2 separate regions of the Homo sapiens genome follow, and region 2 is linked to region 1. The links are chromatin contacts, found by Hi-C or POLR2A ChIA-PET in ENCODE. All regions are on one chromosome and are shown on one strand. Each heading gives the region's core, a stretch centred on a gene start or an enhancer-like site at or near the end of the contact. The rest is flanking DNA. Distances are from core to core; before and after follow the strand shown.

What was found. Hi-C counts contacts between places; a loop is a spot of excess contacts on that map. ChIA-PET counts read pairs that join two places held with the same protein, here RNA polymerase II (POLR2A). Pooled maps may share reads with other maps.
Region 2: a pooled map shows a loop between it and region 1 (3-fold over the local background). The contact joins two enhancer-like sites. A Hi-C loop is called at or near these places in 3 of 50 pooled maps. POLR2A ChIA-PET finds 5 or more read pairs at or near these places in 2 of 52 experiments (Panc1 and naive thymus-derived CD4-positive, alpha-beta T cell).

The regions. Positions count from the first base shown.
Region 1 is chr15:75,679,258-75,685,184 of GRCh38, reverse strand. CSPG4 (chondroitin sulfate proteoglycan 4) reads left to right here. Exons shown (of 10, transcript NM_001897.5): 5 at 273-449; 6 at 2,144-2,342; 7 at 2,444-2,578; 8 at 2,726-2,892. Among named protein-coding and RNA genes, the nearest start is that of CSPG4, 31 kb to the left of the region's middle. RefSeq lists an enhancer at 1,884-2,728. Within about 2 kb of position 1,250, at least 2 of the 41 ENCODE cell types and tissues checked have a DNase peak (open chromatin) inside an H3K27ac peak, as active enhancers do.
Region 2 is chr15:75,529,578-75,535,504 of GRCh38, reverse strand. All of the region lies in intron 1 of PTPN9 (protein tyrosine phosphatase non-receptor type 9), which reads left to right. Among named protein-coding and RNA genes, the nearest start is that of PTPN9, 47 kb to the left of the region's middle. Within about 2 kb of position 2,889, at least 23 of the 41 ENCODE cell types and tissues checked have a DNase peak (open chromatin) inside an H3K27ac peak, as active enhancers do.

The sequences.
Region 1 (5,927 bases), core at 1-2,500:
CAGCTCTGGGGGCAGAGTGGAGGGAGCCCTGGGGACTCCCAGTCTGGGGGTTATACACAGAGAGGAGACGGGGAGTCACATTTCAGAAGCACCTATGCTTTAAATACCATATATCTTTTCTTCCTCACAACTCCTCGGAGCCAGAACTTATGGTCCCCATTTTCTACCAATGGAAAATGAAGCCCTAAAAGAGTCAGTCTCCTCCTGCACCCAAAGGCAGGGCATGAAGGGTGCTGCTGGGGCCTGACTGCCAGCCCTGGGCCTGCCCCTAGGTGGAAGAGCAGCTGATCCGCTACGTGCATGACGGGAGCGAGACACTGACAGACAGTTTTGTCCTGATGGCTAATGCCTCCGAGATGGATCGCCAGAGCCATCCTGTGGCCTTCACTGTCACTGTCCTGCCTGTCAATGACCAACCCCCCATCCTCACTACAAACACAGGCCTGCAGGTGAGAGCATCCCTGGGAACACCCCCATGTCTGCTTCGAGAAAGAGGCCAGCGTCCCCTACTTCGCGGCTCAGAGCTCCCCCAGCTCTGATCCTCAGTTTCCTCCTCTGCAAAATGGGGACGCTGCCACATGCCTCACGGGGTTGTTGGAAGGAGAGAAGTGAGATTGTGCTGAAATAGAACACAGGTGGGAAGTTTTTTTATTGGATGTTTGCAAGTATGGTAGGCAGACTTCTGAGCGGCCACGGGTGGCTCTGCTGTTCCTTCTTCTGTGGCTAAGGACCAGAACATCTGACAGAATCACTTACAAGCCCTTAAGGGCAGGCATCAGGGCGGAAGCTGTTAAGTTTCCCACCTTCACCCAGCAAGTGAAGGCCATGGCTTGGCTCCCCAAACTCCTGCACAAGGCTGTTCCACGCCCAGCAGGACAGTGCAGGGAAGGCCCTGGTGAACTTCGCTCAGGCAGAGGTAAGGGCCCCACTCTGCAGGTGGAAGTTGAGGCCCAGACGTGGGATGGAACTTCTCCATGGTTGCAAAAGTAGTTCTGGTGGAACAGAAAGGGCATGGCTTTACAAAGCCCACATGGCAGGGCTTTGAACCCCAGCTTCTGGGGTGCATCCTCCCCGGTCAGCAGGAGCCACTGAAGTTTCCATAAAGGGCTGACTTGGGCTGTCTCTGGCATGGGGTGCCTGGGGCGGGGGTGGGGGCGGGGCCTTGGTGGTCTAGGATGTGCCCGTAGCGGGTGGCCTGGTGGTGCGGAAGCCGCCAAAGAGTGGGACACAGTGCTCTGGAACCACAGGCCAGGACGGCTGTGTGGCAGCACAGCCACCAGGTGGTGCCATCTACCTGTGTTTGCTCCAGAAGCCTAGTGCTGGGGTCCTGCCCCGCAACATTATGGCCCCTCCTGCCAGGGCTGGGCCTGAGGGCTCCCTGGGGCCGGGGGAGGAAGCCCAGGAATGCCAGAAGGCTCTGTTTTCCGGGCATGTGAGTCCCACTGCAGCTCTGCCCGCAAGTAATTGACCCAGCAAGACTGGTACCAGGACCTCAGGAACAGGCACCTGCTCTGCTTGCAAGTGGGAGGCCTGAAAAAGGGGTCCCCTTTGCCCAACATAAGGAGGGCCCCTAACTGCTCTGGAAGCACCTGGGCCCATCCCACGCTGATTCTGTGCTGCAGAACAGTGCCAACCATCAGCCCCCCACTCTCTGCGCCACGCACCCCTCCCTCAGCTGGAAGGAGGGCCCATTTCTAAAATCACCATTCCCACCTGTGCCCGGCCCCGGCCAGGCACACACGGAGGCTCTGAAAGGAGACCCCTGTCCCACCAGTGAGACAGATTAGGGAGCACTGTTGGTCAGCGCTGGGGGTTTCTGGGAGTGAGAACTTGGTGAGGGTAAGAGCTGGGGCCTTCCTGGGTAGGGGACATAAGCTGGCCTTGAGGGACACACAGGACTAGGGCAGATGGAGAGCAGGGAGGCTGGGCCTGGAGGGTGACCTTCCCTGGGGCCTTCCCTGGGGTGACAGGGAAGGTGAATGCGGGAGGCCCTTTGTGCAGGGGAGCCAGAGTGGCGCCAGCCTCGATGCCACCCGAGGGGCTGAGCCGCAGCAGGACTGGAGCCCTGGTGGCAGCCCAGGGCCGGGGAGGAAGGGGTGGGTGAGTGCGGCAAGGCAGAACCTTCACAGGCCTGTGTTCCCAGATGTGGGAGGGGGCCACTGCGCCCATCCCTGCGGAGGCTCTGAGGAGCACGGACGGCGACTCTGGGTCTGAGGATCTGGTCTACACCATCGAGCAGCCCAGCAACGGGCGGGTAGTGCTGCGGGGGGCGCCGGGCACTGAGGTGCGCAGCTTCACGCAGGCCCAGCTGGACGGCGGGCTCGTGCTGTTCTCACACAGAGGTGGGTGCTGAGGGCCGGGCCTCGGGTTCCTGCTGCCCACGGGGGTGCCCTGAGATGGGGAGCCGGCTCGGGCCAGCTGGACCCAATGCCCCTGTCCCCAGGAACCCTGGATGGAGGCTTCCGCTTCCGCCTCTCTGACGGCGAGCACACTTCCCCCGGACACTTCTTCCGAGTGACGGCCCAGAAGCAAGTGCTCCTCTCGCTGAAGGGCAGCCAGACACTGACTGTCTGCCCAGGTGGGTGTGCTGATCATGGGCATTCCTGGGTGCCAGGAGCTGGGGCGGAGCTGAGGGTGGCATGCCAGGGTCACGCTGCCTCTTTGCAAACACAGGCCTGGACCTGGCTCCCAGTCAAAATCTGATATCCCCTTTTGCCTCTGGCAGGGTCCGTCCAGCCACTCAGCAGTCAGACCCTCAGGGCCAGCTCCAGCGCAGGCACTGACCCCCAGCTCCTGCTCTACCGTGTGGTGCGGGGCCCCCAGCTAGGCCGGCTGTTCCACGCCCAGCAGGACAGCACAGGGGAGGCCCTGGTGAACTTCACTCAGGCAGAGGTAAGGGCCCAACTTTGCAGCCACCACTCAGATGCCCCCAGCCTCAGGTGGCCGCTGTGCCATGGACATCATGTGGACATGGATGCCAGCTCCAGCATCACTGGCAGCAGACGTTCCCGGGCCTGCCATTGTCCAGGCGCTAGTGTCCTGTCCTCCAGGAGCCGCCAGGCTGGCAGGGCAAGTTCATGTTCCCAGAAGGAGGGAGAAGGATGCAGAAAGTCGGGGATACAGGGCCCTAGAGCAGGGCTGGGGTCTTGGGGTATAGCTTCCAGAAGGAAGCTACAGCCGGACCCGAGGGTCTGGAGAGGGGGCACCATGTGGGGGCACTAGTGGTACCCCAGTAGCTGATGAGGGGCAGTGCTTGGTGGGGGATGGAGTTGGACGTGAAGCAGCGGCTGGGCCTGTGGGCAGAGGTGTGAGCCTGGGGCTCAGGTCAAGTGCCAGCCAGAGGCAGAGTGGATCCTAGGGGCAGATGAGCTGATGAAAGGCAGCTGAGTCAGCCAAGAGGGTGAAGCTGCTGTTCATCCGTCCTGGTGGCTTCAGAGACCACCAGGAAGAATTAGAGCTCTCAGCCATGGGTAGCAGCAGACTCTCTGTGATAACTGTGCCATGGGGGCCAGCCCAGTCATCACTTAAATGAACACCACTCGCTGAAGACAGAACAGGAGTTGTTCCATAGCAGGGCAGAGCGGGGCAGACTCTTCCATGGGCCATCCCAGGCAGGCGGCACATGTGATGCTCCCGCCAGGAGGCTGCATGGGCATCTGGACCCAGCACATGATGACAGTGAATTCTGGGTAGGGAGTGGTCTTGTGGGGCGCAGAGCTGACTCTCACTCAGGAGCCACAGCATATGGTACTGCCCCAAGTACCTCCTGAGGGGTCCCCCTGCCAGCCTTCAAAAAATGGCAGAGCCCACCCCAGCCCCCTTTCCTAGCTCGGCAGGGACTCCTGAGCCTGGCACTCTCCCTCCTGAGAGGTGCAGATGGTATTCAGCAAGTGCAAAGGCAAAGTCCCTGCCCAGCAAGTGGCTCAGATTTGGGCATCTGGAAGGAGGTGGCTTTGACAGGTGGAATGAAGTTTCTTGGGCTTCTCACATCAACACCTCCCAGTCCCAGGTTCTGTATTTCCCTGGCTCCCCACTCCTGCTATGGCCCCCTCCCCACAATGAGATATTTGTCAGGCTGGTGTCTGCAGCTGCTGCGTACCCTCAGTTGCTGGGAGCCTTTGTCAAGAATGCCCAGGAATGGAGAGGGCACGGGACCAGGCCATCAGCAACCCTCTTGCACTTTATAGTCCCACGTTACTCAGAGCTTCCCCGTGCCCCAGAAATATGAAGGACTAGACTGAATGGACACCAGGGGGTCAGGCTGGCAGTGCCACCCAGGAAAGCAGGGAAGAGGCTACGTGGGCTACCCTGGCCCACTCTGGGAGGAGGGCAGGACTGGGTATTGTCTTGACAGCAGCCCTGTCCCACAACACTAAACTGGGCAGGGAAGGGGTCAGGTGTCCCCATTTTTCAGATAAGGAAACAGGCTCGTGGAGGGCAGGTAACTTTATTCAGAGCACATGGCGAGTAAGAGGCAAAACTTCTGCCTGCGAGTCCAGGATTTCCTTCACTGGAGGACACTGCTTGCTCCCCAGAGCTCAAGACCCTGTTTTTTGTCTCACTCCCACCCACAGAGCTCCCGTACCCAGGCATCAGCTCCCACTCCCACTCCTGGGGGCTCCATTTCCTTCCTGCCCACCATTCAGCCTGGGCCAGAAGTTGCCACTGGCAACTCTAGTCCTGGGCCAGATCTGGCCCACAGACGTGTTTATTTGGCCTACAAAAAGCAGCTAATACTTTGAAGTTAATTGTCAACATATAACCTTTGGGAAATTAAACAAAAAACTTGATTCCCATTTTCTTAAAAGGCCTGTGTTCCCTCTTACAGCGAAAGCAGGGGAGCAGCCACTTCCTTTAGAACAGGTGCTAGCCCCTATTCAGATAGCTCGGCTCTCCTTCAGACTGGGCTCAGCTGCCCTTTAGCCCAGGCTCTGCTCCCCTTAGACCAGGCCCTGCCCCCACCTCAGACTGGGCCCTGCCTCCCCTTAGCCCGGCCCTGCTCTCCCTTAGCCCAGGCCCTGCCCCATCTTAGACGGGGCCCTGCTCCCCTTACTCCGGCCCCTGCTCCCCCTTACTCCGGGTTCTGCTCCTAGAGTCTTCACAGGTTAAGACCCTGTTAAGTTTCCATGTTACTATTGGGCAAGTCCTGTTTTTCTCTGAGAAGAAAATAGTTCCCAGTGTTTCCTAAAAGGGGAAAATAAGGCCGGGCGCGGTGGCTCACAGCTGTAATCCCAGCACTTTGGGAGGCCAAGGCGGGTGGATCACGAGGTCAAGAGATCGAAACTATCCTGGCTAACATGGTGAAACCCCATCTCTACTAAAATACAAAAAATGAGCTGGGCGTGGTGGCACGCATTTATAGTCCCAGCTACTCAGGAGGCTGAGGCAGGGGAATCGCTTGAACCCGGGAGGTGGAGGTGGAGGTTGCAGTGAGCCAAGATCGTGCCACTGCATTCCAGCCTGGGCGACAGAGCAAGACTCCGTCTCAAAAAAAAGGGTGGGTGGGGAGCAAAAGATAGGCCAAAAGAACACATTGTGATTGGAGGTGGAGAAAACCGTTTTTCTTCCTGGAGCGAAGAATATTCTTTGGTGTTGAACTGCAGGCAGCACCATAGAACAGCAGGTGTGTCTGGAGTGGAGGTGAGGGGAGTTGAGGTCGCAGGGGTGATATGGTCACAGCCAGGCCTTAGTGGTCAGATGGGGAGACACTGCACTATGTGAGCCAAAGAGCCCCATAATCTTCCCTTTCAAAAGGCTCACTCTGGCTGCTGTGTTAGGAACAAAATGTAATGGGCGGGGGACTGCAGCTGGGACACAGGAAGCTGTTACGATAATCCAGGTGAGAGATGCGGTGGTTTGAGGGAAAGAGAGGATGCAAGGGTGGTTCCAAGGGTGTGGCCTGAGCCCTTGAAAACGGAGCTATAGTC
Region 2 (5,927 bases), core at 1,640-4,139, 150 kb after region 1:
TGTATTGAGACCTCTCCATAGTTTGCGCTGTTAAAAGGAGCTTGTGCCTAGGATGGCATTGTTAATCTCTGGAGCTGCCAGAGAAGTCTGAGAGTAGGGACAAAAAGATGGGAACTGAAGTCTAAATACTTCTGGCCTCAGCTTTTTCTTTATAGCCACAGAGCCTTGAATAAGGAATAATTGGTCCTTTAAAAAGTGTTTTCAGTTGAGGCCGGGCGCGGTGGCTCAGGCCTGTAATCCCAGCACTTTGGGAGGCCGAGGCAGGTGGATCACGAGGTCAAGGGATCGAGACCATCCTGGCCAACATAGTGAAACCCCGTCTCTACTAAAAATACAAAAAAATAGCCAGGCATGGTGGCGGCCGCCTGTAGTCCCAGCTACTCAGGAGGCTGAGGCAGGAGAATGGCGTGAACCCAGGAGACGGAGCTTGCAGTGAGCCGAGATCACGCCACTGCACTCCAGCCTGGGCAACAGAGTGAGACTCTGTCTCAAAAAAAAAAAAAATCGTTTTCAGTTGAATGTTTATTTCTTTTGTTTTTCTTTCTTTCTTGTCACCCAGGCTGGAGTACAATGACATGATCTTGGCTTACTGCAGCCTCTGCCTCCTGGGTTCAAGCTATTCTCCCGCATCAGCCTCCTGAGTAGCTGGGATTACAGGCGCAAGCCAGCACACCTGGTTAATTTTTGTTTTCTTAGTAGAGACGAGGTTTCACCCTGTTGGCCAGGCTGGTCTCAAACTTCTGACCTCAGGTGATCCACCTGCCTCGGCCTCCCAAGGTGCTGGGATTATAGGCGTGAACCATTGCACCTGGCCTTTTTTTTTTTTTTTTGAGATAGAGTCTCACTCAGTCACCCAGGCTGGACTGCAGTGGTATGATCTTGGCCCTCTGCAGCCTTGGCATCCTAGGCTCAAGCACTCCTCCCACCTCAGCCCCCCGAGTAGCTGGGACCACAGGCATGTGCCACCATGCATGGCTAATTTTTAAATTTTTTTGTAGAGATGGGGTCTCACCATGTTGCCCAGGCTGGTCTCTAACTCCTGGGCTCAAGCAGTCTTCCCACCTTGGCCTTCCAAAGTGCTGGGATTACAGATGTGAGCCACCACTCCCAGCCTGAACACATATTTCTAGTTTAAATGTATGGTTTTGTATAAAATGGATTAGAGAGATTGCATTGATACAGACTAAAGGGAAGCAACAGAGGTCATATGATTCTAAGAAATTCTATCTTTGTTGAAAGAAGTTTTAGTGTGAAATGACCAGAGTAAAGAAAAAAGAGAATGAACATTCATCCATTCAGAGACTACCAAGTGCTAGGTATGGTAGTGGGTGCTCTTCCATCCGTTTCTCATTCAAGGTGAGGAAATTGTGGCTCAGAGAGGTTAAATGACTTGCCCAAATAACACACAGTAGTGAATAAGAAGATGGATTGGTTCTTTATAATCCCCAAAACCACACTAAACTTTCTCCTTTGTTGCTAGGTAACTGATATTTCAGGAGACAGAAGTTTTTTGTTTATTTCAAGAGCAGGTTTCTTACAGGTCTGGCTCTTCACTCTCCTAGGTTGTCTTGGGATATAGGATTTAAGGTACTACCTGTGGAACTGAGAGTGCCAGCACATTATTCTTGTCCTCTTGAGTGGCTAGTTCCTTGCCCAAAGCTCATCTCAAAATTATAGCTGCTCTTGGGAGTTTGATGTAACATGGAGGCTATGTTGTTGGTTTTATTCTCTCTGATACCATTATTTCAACACTAATGAATTGTGTCCAGGGTGTACCCTGCTTAATTGACAGCTTTCTCAGCTGTTTTATAGCAGGTTCTCTAGTATCTTTATCTTCATGGCCATAGTCAAGAAACTTGTTTTTATTTATTTAAACATGGTTGTGGGAGAAGTAGATAATTATAGTATGCTTTTTGACTATGCAGGAACAAATCTTACCCTTGAGGCCAGGCACGGTGGCTCATGCCTGTAATTCCAGCACTTTGGGAGGCTGAGGCAGGTGGATTTCTTGAGCCCAGGAGTTCGAGATCAGCCTGGGCTACATGGTGAAACCCCATCTCTACTAAAAAATGCAAAAATTAGCCAGGCATGGTGACGTGTGCATGTAGTCTCAGCCACTTGGAAAGGCTGAGGCAGGAGGATCAATTGAGCCCAGGAGGTCGAGGCTGCAGTGAGCCATGATTGCTCCACTCCATCCTCGGTGACAAAGCAACAACCTGTCTCAAAAAAGCAAAACAAAACAAATCTTACCCTTACCTGAAAAACTGGTTAAGGAGGGTTGTAAGTGGTAATGTTAGTTTCTCCATATATCAATTCAGACCTTATCCCAAAGGAAGACCAGAGCTGTTTGAACTCCAGCTCTTCCTTAGCTGCCAGGTGTTAACAACTTGTGTTTCATAAGCATAGATAGATTCAAACCATTGTCCTGGAGTTAAAATATTTTCTAAGCTGTGACTCATCTTTTGGCTCATTCTTTCTTTCACTAGGAAATAAACTGAGTTTTAATTTTGAGAATTTCAATTATCCCTTCTGAAGACTGTGTTGCTGATTAAAGTTGCTGGGACTTGTTTTTCTGGTAACCAGCAGAGCTACAAATTACTTTGTACTCAGTGGTCATGTTAAACCTATGTGTAAGCAGAGGGAGAAATCTGATTAACTGTCTAAAGGAAGGTTGTTGAAGATGAGGCCATTCTTTCTGACTCCTTTTAGAGGTTCATCTCTTCCACCAGAGGGATGGGTGTGCAGGAGGGTGAATCTGAGGCTGAACAGAGCAGGTGCTACGCATGTGTATTTGTATCTGTAAATATCACATCACTGTTTATAGTACACTGGACTCTACATGCAAGGCCTGGTCAGGCCAAACCAGGAGGAATTGTTCCTGTGCTTAAAGCCAAGAATAACATCCTGACCAGCAGGGGGACAGAGGTCAGCTCAAGGCAACAGCTCTTGGGAGCTACAGAACATTAAGGACCTTGGAGGAACTGAGCTTAATAAAAAGGAAGGCAAGATGTACTTTGAAGGAAGTGTGTGAAACCTGCATGCCTTTCTCTTATTAGGACATGGTTTATTTATGAAAAATGAAAAGTTATCTTTTTTTTTTTTTGAGACAGAGTCTCGCACTGTCTCCTGGGCTGGAATGCAGTGGCACGATCTTGGATCACTGCAACCTCTGCCTCCTGGGTTCAAGCGATTCTACTGCCTCAGCCTCCCACGTAGCTGGGATTACAGGCACCTGCCACCACACCCTGTTAATTGTTTGTATTTTCAGTAGAGACAGGGTTTCATTCACTATGTTGGCCAGGCTGGTCTCGAACCCCTGACCTCATGATCTGCCCACCTTGGCTTCCCAAAGTGCTGGGTTTACAGGGGCGAGCCACTGTGCCCAGCCAAAAAATGAAAATTTATCTTAACAGATGGATATGTGATGAGTTCATATCACCTCTTGGTCATTTACATTTTCCACTTCTACTTATACATTGATTTATCCGTTGATTATTTTTTATTAGAAATTGTATACCCAGCTAAGTAGCAGGAAAAATATGTTCTATTATTCTGGTGTTTTATTCTATAAGCAACATCAGAGAGGCCCACTAGAGAACTGTATTTAAAGGATAATAGGTTAATTAAAAAACAGGTACCATGTCTCGGCCGGGGGTGGTGGCTCACGCCTGTAATCCCAGCACTTTGGGAGGCCGAGGCAGGTGGATCACGAGGTGAGGAGATCGAGACCATCCCAGCTAACATGGTGAAACCCTGTCTCTATTAAAAATACAAAAAAATTAGCCGGGTGTGGTGGCGGGAGCCTGAAGCAGGAGAATGGCGTGAACCCGGGAGGTGGAGCTTGCCAGGAGCCAAGATTGCGCCACTGTACTCCAGCCTGGGCGACAGAGCGAGATTCTGTCTCAAAAGAAAAAAAAAAAGCAGAAAAAACAAAAAACAAAAACAGGTACCATGTCTCCTGGGGAATTTACTGACTGGCTAGAGTTTTATTTCTGGGATCTTTCTGTGCTCACTTCTTTTTCCTTCCATCTTTCCTCATTTTGATGCTGGCCACTCACTCCACAGAGGCAATTCAAACTATTTTCTGAAGGAGCATTCTAAGTTTGTCCTGTTGTCTTCTCTGGGACTCATTTCTCTGGCGTGGCTTCAGCTGGTTCCAGGCCAGAATGATCTTCTGAAAGCTTTTCTTCATGGCCTTTATTTCTTGGCTCTTTTCATGCACTTTGCCTGATTGGTTTTGCTGGTTCTTTCCTTCTCCAATGGTGTAAGCTATGTTGCCTTAATCGTAAGGCTCTAAAGCTCAGGTGCAGCCTCAGGCCGTTTAGACTTTCCTGGGGTTTATAAAGTACTTTTGTCCTTTCCTAGAAATTGGGGGATGAATCAGATGCTCTGTTATGAGGTATTGCTGACTCTCCTGGGATTTTAGTTTGCCAGTTGTTTAAATAGTGTGTAGCAATTTGAATTGTATTTGTAAGGTAGGACTTGTTGCCAAGACTCCGAAGTAGGTCATTGCTATTATGCTTTTTCTCTTTATTTTTCTTATATATATTATATATAATATAAAATATACATTATAATAATAAAAATATATATTATAATATATAATATAATATATAATAATATATAATATATCGTAATATATAATATATCATAATATATAATATATTATAATATATATTATATTATATTATGATATATTATAATATATTCTATTATATATTATATTATAATAATTATAATAATATATTATATTATATATATTATATAATAATATATATTATATATATTATATAATAATATATATTATATATATTATAATATAATAATATATATAATAGTATATTATATAATAATATATATTATAGTATATTATAATATAATAATATATATTATAGTATATTATAATATAATAATATATATTATAGTATATTATAATATAATAATATATAATATATTATAATATAATAATATTATATAATAAATTATATTATAATATATTATAATATAATATATTATAATATATATTTTTATTATTATAATATATATTTTATTATAATAATAATATATTATATATTATAATATAATATATAATAATATAATATGTAATATATATAATGTAATATATATATCTATTATAGAGACAGGATCTCACTACGTTGGCCAGGCTGATCTTGAATTGGCCTCAAGTGATCTTCCTGCCTTGGCCTCCCGGAGTGCTAGGATTACAGGCATGAGCCACCGTGCCTAGCCCTCCCTTTCTTTTTCTTTCTTTCTTTCTTTCTTTTCTTTTTTTTTTTTTTTTTTTGAGATGGAGTCTCTCTCTGTCGCTCAGGCTGGAGTGCAGTGGTGCGATCTTGGCTCACTACAACCCCACCTCCTGGTTCAAGCGATTCTTCTGCCTCAGCCTCCTGACTAGCCGGGAGCACAGGCGCATGCCACCATGCCCAGCTAATTTTTGTATTTTTAGTAGAGACGGGGTTTCACCATATTGGCCAGGCTGGTCTCGAGCTCCTGACCTCGTGATCTGCCCTCGGCCTCCCAAAGTGCTGGGATTACAGGCATAAGCCAACACGCCCAGCCATTTTTTTTTTCTTTGAAACAGAGTCTTGCTCTGTCACCCAGGCTGGAGTGCAATGGCACAATCTTGGCTCACTGCAACCTCCACATCCTGGGTTCAAGCAATTTTCCTGCCTTAGCCTCCTGAGTAGCTGGGATTACAGACATGCACCACCATGCCTGGCTGATTTTTGTATTTTTAATAGTGACAGGGTTTCACCATGTTGGCCAGGCTGGTCTCGAACTCCTGACCTCAAATGATCCACCCGCCTTGGCTTCCCAAAGTGCTGGGATTATAGTTGTGGGCCACCGTGCCCGGTCCTCCCTTTATTTTTCAATTGAAAAATTAGCAAAGACAGAATTACCGTGTC